Regions from separate parts of the Homo sapiens genome. Here region 2 is linked to region 1. Evidence: chromatin loops called from intact Hi-C (ENCODE). Cell type or tissue: mammary epithelial cell. All regions are shown on one strand. Each heading gives the region's core, and the rest is flanking DNA. Links, peaks and the distances in the headings are about the cores only. Region 1 has its middle 98 kb from the start of OSTF1. Region 2 has its middle 150 kb from the start of OSTF1.

Region 1 (2,920 bases), core at 331-2,830:
CAGACAAATATGTAATGGTTAAAATGAATACTCATCCATGTACTAAGTAAAATCATCATGCAGGAGCAGTGGAAGCAGATAGTTCAGTCATCTGTGTCTCCAGTTGTCCACTCAGGGATGCTTCTGAACATCTTGGCTTTACTGCTCTTTCTAAAATTTCCTCGTCTTTCTGCAGACTGCATTGTGCTACAGCTCATAGACTTGAAATAATAAGAATCCCTCTTGAGGGGTGCCAGTGTGATAACGAGGTATTGGGACTCCCTTTCATTCACTTTTTATGAATTGTCCTGTGCATTGTGCTACAGCTCATAGACTTGAAATAATAAGGATCCCTCTTGAGGGGTGCCAGTGTGATAACGAGGTATTGGGACTCCCTTTCATTCACTTTTTATGAATTGTCCTGTGCAGCCTCTCTAAGATTATTCCACCAGGCTCTGCAGGTGAATATGTGTATTAGTTTGCTGCCATAACAAATTACCACAGAGTGGGTGGCTTAAACAACAGAAATTTATTTTCTGACAGTTCTGCAAGTTGGAAGTCCAAGATCAAGGTGTCAGCAGAGTTGTTTTACAGTGAAGCTTCTTTCCTTGACCTGCAGGTGGCGGCCTTCTTGCTGTGCCCTGTCGTGCTTGTCCCTCAGTCTGTGTGTTGCCGGCTTCCTAGTCTCCTTTTCTTATTATGAAACAGTTATATTGGATTAGGGCCTTCCCATATGACCTCAGTTTACCTTACTTACCTTTTTAAAGACCCTACCTCCAAATACAGTCATATTCCGAGGTACTGGGGGTTAGGACTTCAACACATGCATTTTTGGGGATACAACTTAGCCCATAACAATAAGAATTTATCTACTGAAGGATAGGAAAAGTTTAAAAGAGGGAATTATAGTGTAGGAGGGGAAAGACTAGATTTCTAACTGGAAGATTCTTTTATTGGGGTTTAAGAGGAAAGCATCTCAGAAGCTGGGCTCTCCACATGAACACTCCCCCAGCTTCCCTTCCTGCTATGGCCTCTTCACCCCTAAGTACCTCCTTGTCTTATGAAGACCAATACAACTCTTGGAAAACCCTACTCAGATCAGGAATTCCCATGCCTGACATGACTCTGCTATACACTTACCCCATACATTTAGTCAAAATTGCACTTACTTTTGGTCTGGTGATGCCAGTTTCCCATGATTCAATTCTTTACAGATTTATTCTCATGTTTATTTTATTTATTTATTTTTATTTCCATGGGATTTGGGGAGGAAAGAGAGTAAAATGTGTGTGCTTGATTAGTGCACTCTTGAACCAATTTGCTATTCTTCAAAACATAAAAGAGATATAAGGATTAACATGAGAGATAAAGGGGTTTCAAAGAGTTAAAATTTTTATATTGGCATGTACAATTTATTAAATCATCACACCAAGTGTTTCTGACCTGAGTTATGTTGTATATTTCATTCATTTTTCATACATTATAAAGTTTCTTGGAATTATCCCTCTGGACAAAAAAAATTGCTTGCTAGAACGTCTGCATAGTTACACTAATGAACTTGAAATGGTTTTCATAGATTTTAATGAAATAAATATTCCAATCAAATATTCCAGCATCTCTGAAATAATACAGGAAAAAGTCGAGCTTTTGAAGGACGGCATCTTAATTTTATTTGTCTAGGTGTCTTATATAGACATCTACAGTATCTGACACACATTGCTTTCTCAACATATGTTATTTAATCAGTAAGCAAGAAAAGAGATGAAAATGTTTATTTTTTACTATCAATTCCAACATTGACCACTAGAGGACACTGGTTGCAATGGGAAAAACAGAATTACTAAACCATCTACAGCATTTATCTGTAGTATTAATTCTAAAATCAGATTTGATCACATTTTATGTGAAATATGATTTTTGATATTTCACCCAAAAAAGGAAGCCTTGTTTCACTATTCTGAATTTTCTTCTAAAACGGAAATGCAGTTTGCAGCCTGAACGGGGCTATAAGAGTCAAAAAGTAATGGAAAAATTTTTTCTCAAGGAATATGAGGAAAAAAAAAATAGTGGAAAAGAAATAGAAACACATAACAATCAAGTGAATAAAAGGAAGAGAAAGAAGTGAACAAGAGGAGAAAATGAAAAGGGGGGGGGGATTTTTGTGAAATTGAAGGGAGCACCTTTCCATGTGGAATTTCCTCATTCATTCTGCCTCTACCACTGCTTCTCAAACTTGAGTGTTGTAGTGGGTTGAATGGTGTCCCCCAAAAAAATATGTCCCCAGAACCTATGAATGTGAGGGTAAGGGTGTCTTTGCAGGTGTAATTAAGTTAAGAATCTTAAGATGAGATCATTCTGGATTACCAAGTGGACCCTACATCCAATGACAAGTGTCTTTGTAAGGGACAGAAGAAGGGAAGACACGGACACACAGATGAGAGAGCCATGTGAAGACGGAGGCAGAGATTGGAGGGATGCAGCCACAGTGAATGCCAACAGACACCAGAAACTGGAAGAGGCAAGGAACCGGGGAGCCTTGGGAGGGAGTGAGGTCGCGCCACGCCAACACCTTGACTTTAGACTTCTGGTCGCCAGAGCTCAATCTGCATTTCTGACAAGTTCCCGGGTGATGCTAGTGCTGCTGATTTGGGAACCACATTTTGAGAATCACTATTGTTGTTACCGGAGAGGGGGTTCTGATCCAGACCCCAAGAGAGGGTTCTTGGATTTTGCACAAGAAATAATTCAGGGTGAGTCCGTAAAGTGAAAGCAAGTTTATTAAGAAAGTAGAGAAAAAAAGAATGCTTACTCCATAGACACAGCAGCCCTGAAGGCTGGTGGTTGCCCACTTTTATGGTTATTTCTTGATGATATGCTAAACAAGGGGTGGATTATTCATGCCTCCCCTTTTTGGACCACACAGGGTAACCTGTTGTTGCCA
Region 2 (2,920 bases), core at 259-2,758, 52 kb after region 1:
GGAAGGTCCATGGCCACAGCCAGGTTTTCTGTTCCCCTGCCTTCAGGGGTGTTGGGGCAGGCAACAACAGGTTACCATTTGTCTCCATACCTGGTCAGAGGAAGTCATCCTTCCTCCCATAGGTTTTGCCACATGGCTTGGCCCCACATGGGCTGGTGACCAACTGGCCACTTCTGTAACTTCTAGTGGTTAACCACAAGGTTAAGCCTCGACAGATCACCCAGCTATCAGTATAGATTACCACAGGTGTCACCTCCTTGGTGATCACCATCAGGATTGCTCTAAATTCAGCCCATTGGCTACTTCACCTACATCCAGTTTCATACCGCATGGTATCAGTACTAGGCTGGACGGTAACAGTGGTCCAAATAGCAGCACCTTGGTTAGACTCATCTGTGTACCATGCCCCATCAGGAATGAGGGGATGCCCTTCCTTAAATGGTGAAGGCTCAGGGTCTAGGGGTGCCTCAGGCCCCATGGCCTTATCTTGCATTAGGGCTGCAGGTCCCAAGACCTCTTGCAACTCTGCTGATAAGGGACTTGTACTCAGCATACTCCACTGCTCCAAGTAGGCGCCCCACTTTGCCAAAGTGTATGTCTGCACCGTTCCAGTCTTGGGGGGTCTTTACCCATGAATGCACCCATCCTGCTATTGGGTAAATCAGGCACATAATGATTGTAGCCTGTCTGGTCACACACTCCTGAACCTGAAGGGTAGCATATGCAGTTATTAACTGCTTCTCTATCAATGAATACTGGAGCTCAGCTCCTTTCCGTAGTCGGGACCAAAAGCCAACTGGCATTCTTAAGTGCTCCATGTGCTGCTATAAGCTCCAGCCAAAACTATCTGTGGTCACATTCACATCGAGTTTAAATGGGTGCCTCTGGATAATTACCTATAGGGCTTGTGCCTGCTTGGCTGCCAGGAAAGTGGTCTCAGCTGCACCATTCCAATCCCAGGAAAGAGGAGTGTTGCCACTTCTAAATCTGCAAAAGAATCAGAGGTTAGCATAATATCAAGATCACGACATATGGTGGGGCTCTGCACATAGCCCTGCAGCAACACTGAAAGTCCATTGTCACCCTCTCATGAAGGCAAACTGTTCCTGGCTCTCTGGAAAAGAATGCATTCGCCAAGTCTACCACATAGTGGTACTGTCCCAATTCCATCATCAAGCAGTCCATCAAATGGTTTGTAAGGCCAAGCCATGTAGAATATCCACCCCCAGAATGTATTTGTGCTGGGATCTACCAGCACTAACACTTGCTATACGTTGGTGGAGGATCAGAGGATTGCTAATTTCACATGTGACTGCTGGTCGTCTGGTGTGCCCCCAAGCTGGGCACCTTGGCTAGTTCCCTAATCAAACGGAAAAGGCTCTACACCCCCACCCAGCTACAGCACTTAGTCTTTGAGCTAGAATGCCTGGGCAGGACTGGGTTGCGCGGCATTATCCTTCTCCTGAACGACTTGCACCAAGTCTGTGTACAACTGCCATCTACTGACATCTTTTGGTATTTCACTGGCATCCTACACAGTCCATATGGCTGCCTATATTCACTCAATCAGCGTGTGGTCACCTTGCCCTTGTGCCAACCACCTACTTATTAGCAGTCGCTGATGGAGGGAGGGGTGTCATAACAGAGGCAAGTTTTTCCATCTCAGGCGGAATGGAATATACTATTTGCCCCCTTGTCCCACAGATGAAGCATCCAGGCGGGCAGAGGTTCCCCTGGATGCTGGTGGCACTGTTTAATTCCCACAGGTCTGTGTGGCACCCTGTAGGAACTGAGCATGCACTTCCCACAGCACAGTCTCAAACACCCATCCAACTCTGCCGGCAAAGGTTGGTTCCTTCTCGGTGTTCTGTGCTTCCAGCTGTTTCAGCTCTTTCTCCACACTTGTGGGGGACCCATCTACCACTGCCCAGGTTTCCACCAGAGCCCATCCGAGCAGCACATCTGCCACCAGTTCCCACAATCCATGTTGTGGCCACATAGCCAACCTGGAATCAGCAGAGACTTAAGGCTCACTCACCTTGGGATTCTGCTCATAGTGCCAATTGTCAGGTTCTAACTGAGGTCTGAGGGGAGTGGGTGGACAAGTGGCAGGCAGCTGAAAGAACATTCGAAGAATTGCAAGGAATTTCAACATGGCTTTATTGTCTCTCTGGGTGCAAGTGGGCTGTGGGCACAAGCAAGCCATATGTACAGCATCAGCAAGGTAGTTATACCTTTTACAGACAATAGTGGCTCCAAGCCAAGCGTGAGGGCACTTGAGTGGTTACTTAATGCACCTCACATGGTGTGGTTACATAATGTGCCTCATGTGGCATGGTTACATAACATGTGGAACCGTGCGCCTGCACTCCAAACCCTCTGAGTCATGTTGCATCAGAAGGCTGCCTCGGCCTGTTCCTGACTAAAGCACGGCCATTTTCCTTACACATATGAAGCCACATGGAGAGGGGATAAATCCCATGGAAGCTTTCTCTGGCTTTCTGCCTGCTTAGTATACAATATGCAAGTGGATTGGCGGCTGGCATGGCTTTGCTCAGTTATCCTTTCAGTAGCTCCCATCTTCTCAGTGAAGACCACCTCTCTTTTGTGAATCCTGACTCTTCTGTTCATCTGAATCAAGCCCTGTTCTCTTTCTTCTCTCTTTCCCAAGTGCTTTGTTGTACCATTTAGACACTGTAATACTAATAACACTTCTTTCTGCCCCACTAGACTGTTAAGCCTTCTCAGGCAGTAACCTGCTCACTCATTCATTTGGCTATGTACCTAATACAGTGCTTCTATATAATTGATTCTCACAGAAATTAAAAAAATAAATGATTGAAAAGGGGCTTCTGCTCTCTCCATCTTTTTTTTTTTCTTTTTCAGATGGAGTCTCGTTCTGTCACCCAGGCTGGAGTGC

Evidence for each region. A loop is a pair of places that touch in the nucleus more often than their neighbours do. Peaks named below come from ENCODE experiments on the same cell type or tissue, not always from the same donor. Only the 100,000 strongest peaks of a DNase experiment are listed, where the experiment ranks them.
Region 2: it touches region 1 in a loop (9-fold over the local background); 20 of 110 quality-filtered maps call a loop at or near these places.

What each region holds. Positions count from the first base shown.
Region 1 is chr9:75,185,183-75,188,102 of GRCh38, forward strand. No RefSeq gene overlaps it. Among named protein-coding and RNA genes, the nearest start is that of OSTF1, 98 kb to the left of the region's middle. In mammary epithelial cell, for the core only: CTCF peaks have their summits at 602 (motif pointing right) and 1,791 (motif pointing right); no DNase peak of the experiment used is centred there.
Region 2 is chr9:75,237,038-75,239,957 of GRCh38, forward strand. No RefSeq gene overlaps it. Among named protein-coding and RNA genes, the nearest start is that of OSTF1, 150 kb to the left of the region's middle. In mammary epithelial cell, for the core only: a CTCF peak has its summit at 1,507 (motif pointing left); DNase peaks (open chromatin) are centred at 1,504 and 2,334; H3K27ac peaks cover 704 bases.